Linked DNA regions of Homo sapiens: region 1 is linked to region 2. The links are chromatin contacts, found by Hi-C or POLR2A ChIA-PET in ENCODE. All regions are on one chromosome and are shown on one strand. Each heading gives the region's core, a stretch centred on a gene start or an enhancer-like site at or near the end of the contact. The rest is flanking DNA. Distances are from core to core; before and after follow the strand shown.

Evidence for each region. A loop is a pair of places that touch in the nucleus more often than their neighbours do. ChIA-PET counts read pairs that join two places held with the same protein, here RNA polymerase II (POLR2A). Pooled maps may share reads with other maps.
Region 1: a loop to region 2 is called in a pooled map, with 3 times the contacts of the local background. The contact joins the enhancer-like site here to the promoter of SNHG20 in region 2. A Hi-C loop is called at or near these places in 1 of 168 maps with a recorded cell type or tissue (DLD1) and 2 of 50 pooled maps. POLR2A ChIA-PET finds 5 or more read pairs at or near these places in 6 of 52 experiments (Caco-2, HEK293, OCI-LY7 and 3 more).

The regions. Positions count from the first base shown.
Region 1 is chr17:76,837,948-76,842,882 of GRCh38, forward strand. No RefSeq gene overlaps it. Among named protein-coding and RNA genes, the nearest start is that of LINC00868, 16 kb to the right of the region's middle. RefSeq lists enhancers at 205-929, 1,570-1,619, 1,870-1,929, 2,040-2,089, 3,344-3,860 and a silencer at 1,661-1,856. Within about 2 kb of position 1,978, at least 2 of the 41 ENCODE cell types and tissues checked have a DNase peak (open chromatin) inside an H3K27ac peak, as active enhancers do; they include OCI-LY7, where a contact is called at or near this core.
Region 2 is chr17:77,084,414-77,089,964 of GRCh38, forward strand. It overlaps SNHG20 (small nucleolar RNA host gene 20), which reads left to right and starts at 4,230. Exons shown (of 3, transcript NR_027058.1): 1 at 4,230-4,536; 2 at 4,740-4,858. It overlaps MIR6516 (microRNA 6516), which reads left to right and starts at 5,004; the gene lies at 5,004-5,084. It also overlaps a transcript of SEC14L1 not described here and SCARNA16. RefSeq lists enhancers at 3,636-4,835, 4,102-4,411, 4,332-5,266, 4,602-4,711.

The DNA of each region.
Region 1 (4,935 bases), core at 728-3,227, 250 kb before region 2:
CCAGTGAGCTGAGATCACGCCACTACTCTCCAGCCTGGGCAACAGAGTGAGATTCTGTTTCAAAAAAAAAAAAAGGAAAGAAAAGAAGAGGAAATTCAGACACACAAAGAGACAGCAGGGAAGGGGCACAGAGGAAAGACGTAGGAGGCCACCCAAAGAATGCCCGGGCCCTGTCTGGGGCTGTCCACCTTCGCCCTGAGCACACGGTGGAAGGAAGTGGCTCAGAGCCTTGTCACAGGGCCCTGGAGTGGGAGCCCTTTGCTTCTGGGGTCTGCTCTGGGCTGAGAAGGCTTGACCCTGTTGAAATGGCTCTGCTGGCCTGGACCCCCTGAGACAGGTTCCATTTCAGCTGGTGAGCTCAGGGCCTGGCCTTGGACATGGCCAGCGCCAGTGAAACTGGATCTAGAATAAGCAGAAAGACAGCTCAGTGCCATCTTTAACTCACAGTGCAGGGAGTGAGCCCAGGCTTCAGGGCAGAGTGCTCCCTCCGCTTGCTGACTCTCAGCCTGGGCTCTGTCCTCTGGGCTCCGGCTGTTGTAGGACATCCTGAGAAAGGGGTCAGCCAGGCCGTGAACAGTCAATGGCATAGAGGCCTGAAGACTCCAGTCCTTCCTCCTGTGATGATGACACGTCCTAGGTGACCACCCTTGAGCTGATGCTTCTTTTTTTTTTTTTTTCCCTTCGAGACAGAGTCTTGCTCTGTTGCCCAGACTGGACTGCAGTGGCACCATCTCGGCTTACTGCAACCTCCACCTCCTGGGTTCAAGTGATTTTCCTGCGCCGAGGGGCTGGGACTACAGGTACGCGCCACTGCACCTGGATAATTTTTGTATTTTTACTAGAGACGGGGTTTCGCATGTTGGCCAGGCTGGTCTCGAACTCCTGACCTCTTGATCTGCCTGCCTTAGCCTCCCAAAGTGCTGGGATTACAGGCATGAGCCACAGCGCCCGGCCTGATGCTTATTTCTTTCCTCTCATGGTCTACACTTCCTCCCCTCCGCTCACTTCAGTCCTCTCCGCTCTTCACTGAACTGGCCTTTGACAAGGTCTCTGATGAGCGACGTCACCTCTCAGCTCCAGGCCCCCCAGACAGCACATTTTTCAGGTGTCGTTTCTGAGCACTCAATGCTGGCCTGTGCCTGGCTCAGCTCTTGGCTGTCTTTTCTATCTTAGCATGGTCCAACAGAGGTGCTTTTTTTTTTGTTTTTGAGACAGGGTCTTGCTCTGTCATCCAGGCTGGAGTGCGGTGGCACAGTTACTGCTCACTGATGCCTCAACCTCCTGAGCAGCTGGGACTGCAAGCATGCACCACTGTGTTGGGCTAATTTTTTATTTTTTGTAGAGATGGGGGTCTCAGTATGTTGCCCAGGCTGGTCTCAAACTCTTGGGCTGAAGTGATCTGCCTGCCTCCGCCTCCCAACGTGTTGGGATTATAGGCGTGAGCCACCATGCCCGGCCCCAACAGATTTTTCTGCCATGTTGGAGATGTTCTCTCTGTGCTGTGCAACACAGTAGCCATGAGCCACGTGCAAGGTGGTCAGTGTGACTGAGAAACCGGTTTCCTTTTTTTTCCTTTCTTTTTTTTTTTTTTGAGATGGAGTGTCTCCCTCTGTCACCCAGGCTGTAGTGTAGTGGTATGATCTCGGCTCACTGCTACCTCTGCCTCCTGGGTTCAAGCAATTCTCCCCTGCCCCAGCCTCCTGAGTAGCTGGGATTACAGGTGCATGCCACCATGTCCAGCTAATTTTTGTATTTTTAGTAGAGACAGTTTCACCATGTTGGCCAGGCTGGTCTCTAACTCCTGACCTCAGATGATCCACCCACCTCGGCCTCTCAAAGTGCTGGGATTACAGGCTTGAGCCACTGCATCCGGCCTGAGGTTTCCTTTTAGTTTCATTTTAATGAATTTAAATGTAAATAGCCACAGTGGCTGCTGGCTGCTGGCTGCGGTGTTGGACAGCGCCTCCTAGGAGGCTGTTAATACCTGTGCCGTGCCTTTGTAGAGCATCTGCCGCTGTCTTCTGCATTTCTGTTCCCTGCGCTGACACCTCCCCTGAGCCCCCATGAGATCCATCTCTTCTTGACACCTCTCCTGGGTGCCTCATAGGCACATGGATTGAGCACGTGAAAATTCTCTGATCCCACCTTCCCCATCGCAGAGAACGGCACCTGCCACTGCTCAGCCTCCAGATTCAGGAGTTGCATTTGTTTCCTTCTTTCTCCTGCCCTGAGCCAGTCACCTGGGCTCGTCCCTCCAGACATATCCCAACCTACACTTCCCTCCACCCCCACTGCCTCAGCCCACTCCGGATCAGGCTGGCCCTCCCAGCTCTCTGCCTCCCCACTCCTGTCCCGTGTCCCCCAGCCCAGCAGCCAGAGTGACCCGGCTACAGCACAAATCCCAGCACCTCGCTCCCTGCACCCCTAACTGCAACCAGAATCCATCCCAGCTGCTCTGTGGTCTGGCCTGCCCAGCCCTCCCACCCCATCTCCTCCTTCCCCTTCTAGTTGCCCAGTGCTGACCCCTCCCAGGGCTCCTGCATTTGCTGCTTGGAACTACCTCCCTGGCACCTTTGTGTCTCCTCCTCACTCCAGTCTGAATTCAGTGTTACCTCCTCAAAGAGGTCTTGTCCCAACACTCACTAGCACAGCACGTCGTCTTCCTTGTAGAGAGCACGCAGCCCCTCCAGACCAGAGCTGGACTTCCACAGGGAGCATCAGCCCCTCCAGACCAGAGCTCTGTTCTCATCACTGTGTTCCTGGTAAAACAGTCTTGTTGGCCTCCCTGAGCCAAGCTCTCTGTCCCTTCCTCCCTCTCTTCTTTTCTACCTCCCTCTCTCCCCACCTGTCTCTTCCTCTCTCTCCTTTTCTCCCTCTTTCTCTCCCTGACTCCCTCTGTTCCCTCAGTCAGTCTCTTTCTCTCCTCTCCCCGCCCTCTTGTTCCCTCTCTGTCTCTCTCTATTTCTGTCTCTTTTCTCCTCTCTCCCTCTGTTTCTCCCCCGACTCTCTCTCTGCCTCTCTGTCTCTCCCACTCTCTGCTTCTCTCTCTCTCTCTCTGCCTCTCTTTCTCTGCCTCTCTGTCCCTCCCTCTCTCTCTCTGTCCCTCCCTCTCTCTCTCTGTCCCTCTCCCTGTCTCTCTCTCCCTCTCTGTCTCTATCTCTCTCTGCCTCTCTTTCCTCTCTCTCTCTCTCCGCCTCTCTGTCTCTCCCTCTTTCTCCCTCTCTCTTTTCCTCTCTCTCTCTGCCTCTCTCTCCCTCCCCCCACCTCTCTCTGCCTCTCTGTCTCTCCCTCTTTGCCTCTCCCTCCCTCTCTCTCTGCATCTCTGTCTCTCCCTCTCTCTCCCTCTCTCTCTCTGCCTCTCTATCCCTCTCTATCTCTCCCTCTCTTTCTCCCTCTCTGTCTCTCTCTCCCTCTTTCTCTGCCTCTCTGTCTCTCCCTCCCCCCACCCCACCTCTCTGTCTCTCCCTCTCTCTTTGCCTCTCCCTCCCTTTCTCTCTCTCTCTCTGCCTCTCAGTCTCTCCCCCTCTCTCTCTCCTTTTGTTCCCCCCACCCACCCATGTCTGTGGAGGGCTGTGTCTCCCTTTGCCCCAGGACACTCCCTTTTTTTCTCCCCCGGTTCCGGTCTTTTGGGTGAAGGGTAGAAGGAAGACAAAAGCTGGAATTCCTGAGCAAGGGAAGTCATCACTACCCCCACGCTGGAGTTGTGACTGCCCATGCTGTGGCCCCTGGGTGGCCTCTGATGCAGCCACGCAAGGGGGTTCCACTCTGCTCCTTACTGGACCTGACCCCACCCCCTCCAGCAGCGTCCTCCGGAAGGGACTAGTTTCCCCTTGTACCCAGTGGGTCCAGGGCACCTGGATCAGTCCTTCAGTACCTTCATGTTTCAAACAAACACCTCTTGTAGCTCAGGCAGCAAATTGCGCTGTTCGTGGGGAGAGGGGCCGAGTGCCCTGACCAGTCGGAGCTGGACCGGCCAGTGCTCCTCTGGTAGAGGGTGGGGGGATCACTTGGGGTGGGCTTTGGCTGGGGGAACCTGGAGGCTTGCAGGCTGGGCTCCCAGAGACCTTAGGATGGTCTCATGCATACCCAGGTCTATTCTGAGCCATGCACCAAGCACCTTGGCTGGAGTCAGCTCACTTCCTCCCCTTATTACAGGTCCCAGCAGCCGCAAACCCAAACTTCCCCGGAGCACCAGCACACTCCCCATTAATGATAAGGCAGGAGAGCTCCTGCTCTTTCCAGCCGGGACTTTAATTTCTCTAATTATAGCTGAGGCTTGGAGCAGTCCCTCCCACTTAATCTACTTAATGCAGACACACACTCCCCCCAGCTCTCCACCCCTACCCGGCTTCTGCCTTTAACCCTTTTGCTGCTGGGTGGCAGTTCTCTGAGTGGGCACCTTTTAAGAGCTGAATTGCATTCATCTCACCAAATTCGTATGTTAGAACCCCAAACCCTGTAGCTCAGAATGTGACCATTGGAGACAGGGTCTTTAAAGAGGTAATTAGGGCCAGGCACTGTGGCTCACACCTGTAATCTCAGCACTTTGGGAGGCTGAGGTGGGGGTATCAGTTCAAGACAAGCCTGGCCAACATGGTGAAACTCTGTCTCTACTAAAAATACAGAAATTAGCCAGGCATGGTGGCATGTGCCTGTAATCCCAGCTACTCGGGAGGCAGGAGAATCGCTTGAACCCAGGAGGTGGAGGTTGCAGTGAGCTGAGATCACACACCACTGCACTGCAGCCTGGGCAACAGAGGGCTACTCCATCTCAAAAAAAAAGAAAAAAGAGGTAATTAGGTTAGGTGCAGTGGCTCATGCCTGTAATCCCAGCACTTTGGGAGGCCAAGGCAGGTGGATCACCTGAGGTCAGGAGTTTGAGACCAGCCTGGCCAACAGTTGAAACTCCGTCTCTAGTAAAAATACAAAATTAGC
Region 2 (5,551 bases), core at 2,980-5,479:
GCTGGGCATGGTGGTGCATGGAGGCTGAGGCAGGAGAATCACTTGAACCCAGGAGGCGGAGGTTGCAGTGAGCTGAGATTGTACCATTGCACTCCAGCCTGGGCAGCAAGAGCAAAACTCTCAAAACTCTGTCTCAAAAAAAAAAAGAAAAAAAGAAAAAACATTAGCTGGGCATGGTGGCACGTGCCTGTAGTCCCAGCTGCTGGGGCCAGGGGTGGGGTTGGGTGCTGAAGCGGGAATATCCCTTCAGCCCAGGAGATCAAGACTGCAGTGATCCCTGATTGTGCCACTGTACTCCAGCCTGAGCGATAGAGTGAGACCGTCTCAAAAAAAAAAAAAATTAAAGTAAGTAAAACATAAATAAAGTGGGTTCCTGAACCATGGGGACTTTGAGGAATGTCTTCCACTAGCTCTGCACATCTGCAAACTGCCGGCACCTCTCCTGCCCCCACCTGCTTCCTCTCAGCCCTGTGCAGGGGGATACTGTGGCTTTTGCCTTGCAATTAGGGCTGCCAGATAAAATATAGAACACGGGTTATATTTGAATTTCACAAAATCAACGAAGAAAACTTTTAGCGGGGCGCGGTGGCTCACACCTGTAATCCCAGCACTTTGGGAGGCTGAGGCAGGCGGATCACTTAAGGTAAGGAGTTCAAGACCAGCGTGGCCAACCTGGTGAAACCCCCATCTCTACTAAAAATATAAAAATTAACTAAGCGTGGTGGCGCATGCCTGTAATCCTAGCTACTCGGGAGGCTGAGGCAGGAGAATCGCTTGAACCCAGGAGGTGAAAGTTGCAGTGAGTCAAGATCGCACCATTGCACTCCAGCCTGGGTGACAAAGCAAGACTCTCTCTCAAAAAAAAAAAAAAAAAAAAACCCAAAAAAAGAAAGAAAGAAAATGTTTATATAAGTGTGTCCCTGACTCCCTGCATACAAAATTGTAACAAAACTATTTATTTATGTATTTTTTGAGACAGAGTCTTTCTGTGTCACCCAGGCTGGAGTGCAGTTGCACAATCTCAGCTCACTGCAACCTCCGCCTCCTGGGTTCAAGTGATTCTCCTGCCTCAACCTCCCGAGTAGCTGGGACTACAGGCGCCTGCTGCCATACTCGGCTAATTTTTGTATTTTTAGTAGAGACGGGGTTTCACTGTGTTGGCCAGGCTGGTCTTGAACTCCTCACCTCAAGTGATCCACCAGCCTCGGCCTCCCAAAGTGTTGGGATTACAGGTGTGAGCCACCATGCCCGGCTTCCCTATGCTTTCTTTTTTGTCTTTTTCTTTTCTTTCTTTCTTTTTTTTTGAGATGGAGTTTCGCTCTTGTCACCCAGGCTGGAGTGCAATGGTGCGATCTCTGCTCACGGCAACCTCCCCTTCCTGGGTTCAAGCAATTCTCCTGCCTCAGCCTCCTGAGTAGCTGGGACTACAGGCACCCACTGCCACACTCAGCTAATTTTTGTATTTTTAGTAGAAACAGGGTTTCACCATGTTGGCCAGACTGGTCTTGAACTCCTGACCTCAGGTGATCCACCTGCTCAGCCTCCCAAAGTGCTGGGATTATAGGCATGAGCCATCATGCCTGGCCTCTCACCACATTCTCTCTGGCAGCAGTGCCAGGACCTGCTGGCAGGGTCTGTGATGTAGCAAGCATCTGGCCAGGAAGGAGATGTGTATCTCTGTTTCCTGCAGCCCTCCCAGCTCCGGGGGATTCATCCTCTCTCGTCTGGGGAGGTGGGGGCAAAGGTTCCTGCTGCAGACCTCATCTTCCCGATAAGGCTGAGGATGCTGACAACACCCTGCCTTTAGAGAGAACAGCCCCACTCAACAGAGACCAGATGTGTTCATCGAAAGGTGTGTAACAAATAGCCCAGGGGACACAGGATATGTCAAACAATTGGCACCGGAGAGCATGTGAGAAGAAACTGTCACCTGGGACCAGAGCTGGCTTCAAAGGGCAGGTGTGCTCTGCTGGAGTGCGGATGCGCGGAGTGTCTGGGAGCTGGGCTGGGCAGAATGGCTGGAGCAGGGGTCTGTGTGGGCACCAAGGTGATGAAAGGCGGTCAGATCAACAGGGCCAGGACAGGTAAGGGTGATTTGTTGAGTTTTGTTTTTTCCTAATGAAGCAGAAATGGAAAAAGAGGGGGAAAGCAATCGTGTGGACTCTATCCTGCAGGTCAGACAGGCAGCCCCGGAGAAGACCTGCTAGGTGCACGGCTGGCTTGTTTCTAACATCACCTGTGGTCAGCAGCGCCACCAAGAGCCACCACCAGGGGGCAGAGGTAGGGCCATGTAGTAGACGCCTGTAGTTTTCGCCTGTCCAGGACGCCTTCACCCCTGCTTCCTTTGAGAAAAGTCCCTCTCCCACTCCAAGTGGTACTGACGGGGATCACCCACACAAAAGAAACCTGGAGGCTCCCCTCCTGGGGCACCCGGCTTCTGCTCCAACCAGGTGAGCCCAATGCCTGCCTGAAGCCACTTGCGTTGTTTACAAACCTGTTTACTCCAGTTAAGCTGATTATACAATTATATCCTTTCATTCTTATGTAAACTCATGAAATATGGTAAAACAAAACAGAACTGTAGCTCCTCCATCAAAACAAAAATGTAAGTTAAATATTTCCAAGTTAATAAAACTAACAGTATGTATTGTTGAATGTGAGTGAGACAACTCAAAGACATTGTGAAGGAGGTGCGGTCATAAAAATCTCGCTCTGTCACCCAAGCTGGAGTGCAGTGGCACGGTCTTTATTTTATTTTATTTTATTTTATTTTTTGAGACGGAGTTTCTCTGTTGTTGCCCAGGCTAGAGTGCAATGGCGCAATCTCGGCTCACCGCAACCTCCACCTGCCTGGTTCAAGCAATTCTCTTGCCTCAGCCTCCCAAGTAGCTGGGATTACAGGCATGCACCACCACGCCTGGCTAATTTTTTGTAATTTTAGTAGAGACGGGGTTTCTCCATGTCGGTCAGGCTGGTCTCAAACTCCCGACCACAGGTGATCTGCCCGCCTTGGCCTCCCAAAGTGCTGGAATTACAGGGTCGAGCCACCATGCCTGGCCTCAGTGGTGCAGTCTTGGCTCACTGCACCCTCCGCCTCCTGGGTTCAAGCGATTCTCCTGCCTCAGACTCCCAAGTAGCTGGGATTACAAGTGTGTGCCACCACACCTGGCTAATTTTGTATTTTTAGTAGAGATGGAGTTTCACCAGGTTGGTCAGGCTGGTTTCGAACTCCCAACATCAAGTGATCCATCTGCCTCGGCCTCCCAAAGTGTACCTGGCCTTTTTTTTTTAATGGTTATTTCTTGGTGATATGTTAAACAAGGGGTGGATTATTCATGCCTCCCCTTTTTAGACCATGTAGGGTAACTTCCTGACGTTGCCACGGCATTTGTAAACTGTCATGGCGCTGGTGGGCGTGTACCAGTGAGGGCAACCAGAGGTCACTCTCATAGCCATCTTGGTTTTGGAGGATTTTGGCCGTCTTCTTTACTGCAGCCTGTTTGATCAGCAAGGTCTTTATGAGCTGTATGACCTAGCAATGCATCCAAGTAGGTCTCAGCTTTATTTTACCCAGCCCCTATTCAAGATGGAGTTGCTCTGGTTCAAACGCCTCTGAGACAAGGTCCAGCAATTCTTCCTTGGTTGTGGGATTAGACTCAGAGCAAGATTCCTGTTCGTTGCTTCCTGTGCCCACAGACAGTGAACTGTCGGGAATCTACCAGGTCTTTTGGAGCAATAGGCTTTTCAGGGGGTATCCCAATAGGCCAGGACGGCCTGCATCTTCACGTAGCCCCTCTGCTCTTGAGCTTTCTCCTTCCTGCCACCTGGGGTGGTGGAAAGGGCATTGGGTTTGGAGCAGAAATGACTTAGGTGTGAACCCAGCTCTGCCACTTCCTGGCCGGCTGTGCTTGGAAAAGTAACCAAGCATCTCCGGAGCGCCCCACTTCTCATCTACAAGACAGGAGTGGTCTTTGCACTTAATTCAGAGGGTTGCATGAGGAGTAGAGAGATAATGCTTTCACGGCTCCAGGAACCCAGCGGGCTTTCAAGAAATGGGATGTTCCTTCTGATTCCCTCGCTCCAGGGCCCTCCCCTCTGGCCCAGGCTCTAGTCCCCATTAATCACACCGCGCGGGCTGCGACCCCTTTAAGTCCGGCTTGGATGACCCAGATCCAAAGTCATCGACTCTCTAGCTGCTATCTCTATGGTAAGTTATCACTTCCGGCCGGAAGTTGCTGACGGAGCTACTTCCGCCCAGGGGAGTGGGAAGTAAGTGGAGACACGTGCTTTGGCCTGTTGGAGGGGAAACCCGCTCTCGCCTCCTGGTGGTCGCCGACTCGCAGTCCGCAGGATGACTCAGGGCAGCCCTGACCACAGTTCCGCCGCCATCGGCCCTAGCCTGCGGAATTGGGCTCGCCCCGGGACGATAACAGAGCTCTGCCGGGGGCTGGAGGCACTGACCGGGTGACCAGAGACCCAGAGACCAGACCCCCTCCACGGCGCCCGGGATTTCGGGGACGGCTTCTCCCATCGCAAGTAGGGCTTGGACGGGAGGCGACAAAAGAGAACTTGGTCCGCACACAGCCACCGAAATTGGAATGAGGAGCTGTAGGGAGGCCCCGTAGCCAGCAGAAAAGCATTGGGGTCCCTGGCTGGGTTAGCCCAGGTTTCTAGGAGTGTGGTAAGCGTCGAATGACTTTTGTCCTTTTAAAGCACATTATGTTACTTTTTCCCCCAAGGTTTCAACAGAAAATGAGAAATATCCCCCGACGATTGGCTGAAAACATGCAGCAACCACTATTTTCTTCCTGCCCCTCGTTGATGAGAGCATTCGAAGTGACCTCAGCAGGGCATCCAGGTATGTCAAGCATGGTGACAAAGTGTTCAGGTCAGACGGTCTGGGGAAAGGCTCCTGTGTTGTTGAGCCTGCCAAGTTGTGGGTGCAGCATGGTACCAGGCAGCCCAACCCTGACCTAAAGTAAATTCCCGGAAGAAGTCTTTCCTGGGTTTTGAATTTGCAGTAACAGGTGTGAGCATTCTAGCAGCAGTTTGATGATCATGTATGATACTGCAAACAGGACCTACGTTTAAAGAAAATGGTTGTAGTTAGTATCAGAGAGCCCTTGCTTTTCAAAACTTCATAAACAATGTTACTGTCATGTCTTTCATTCAATAAACATTTGTTGATACATTGGCCTGACATCATGTTAAATGTTACGGATACAGAGATGAAGAAAACAGTCATGGCCCTTGTTCTCTGGGAACTACAACCCAGTTAGGGAGACAAGGTTAAATGATCACACTTAAGAGGGCATAATTCAGCCAGGTGCAGTGGCTCATGCCTGTAATCCCAGCACTTTGGGAGGCCGAGGCGGGTGGATCACCTGATGTCAGGAGTTCGAGACCAGTCTGGCCAACATGATGAAACCCCATTTCTACTAAAAATACAAAAAATTAGCTGGGCATGGTGGCATGTGCCTGTAATCCCAGCTACTCAGGAGGCTGAGGCAGGAGAATCGCTTGAACCCAGGAGGTGGAGAGGTTGCAGGGA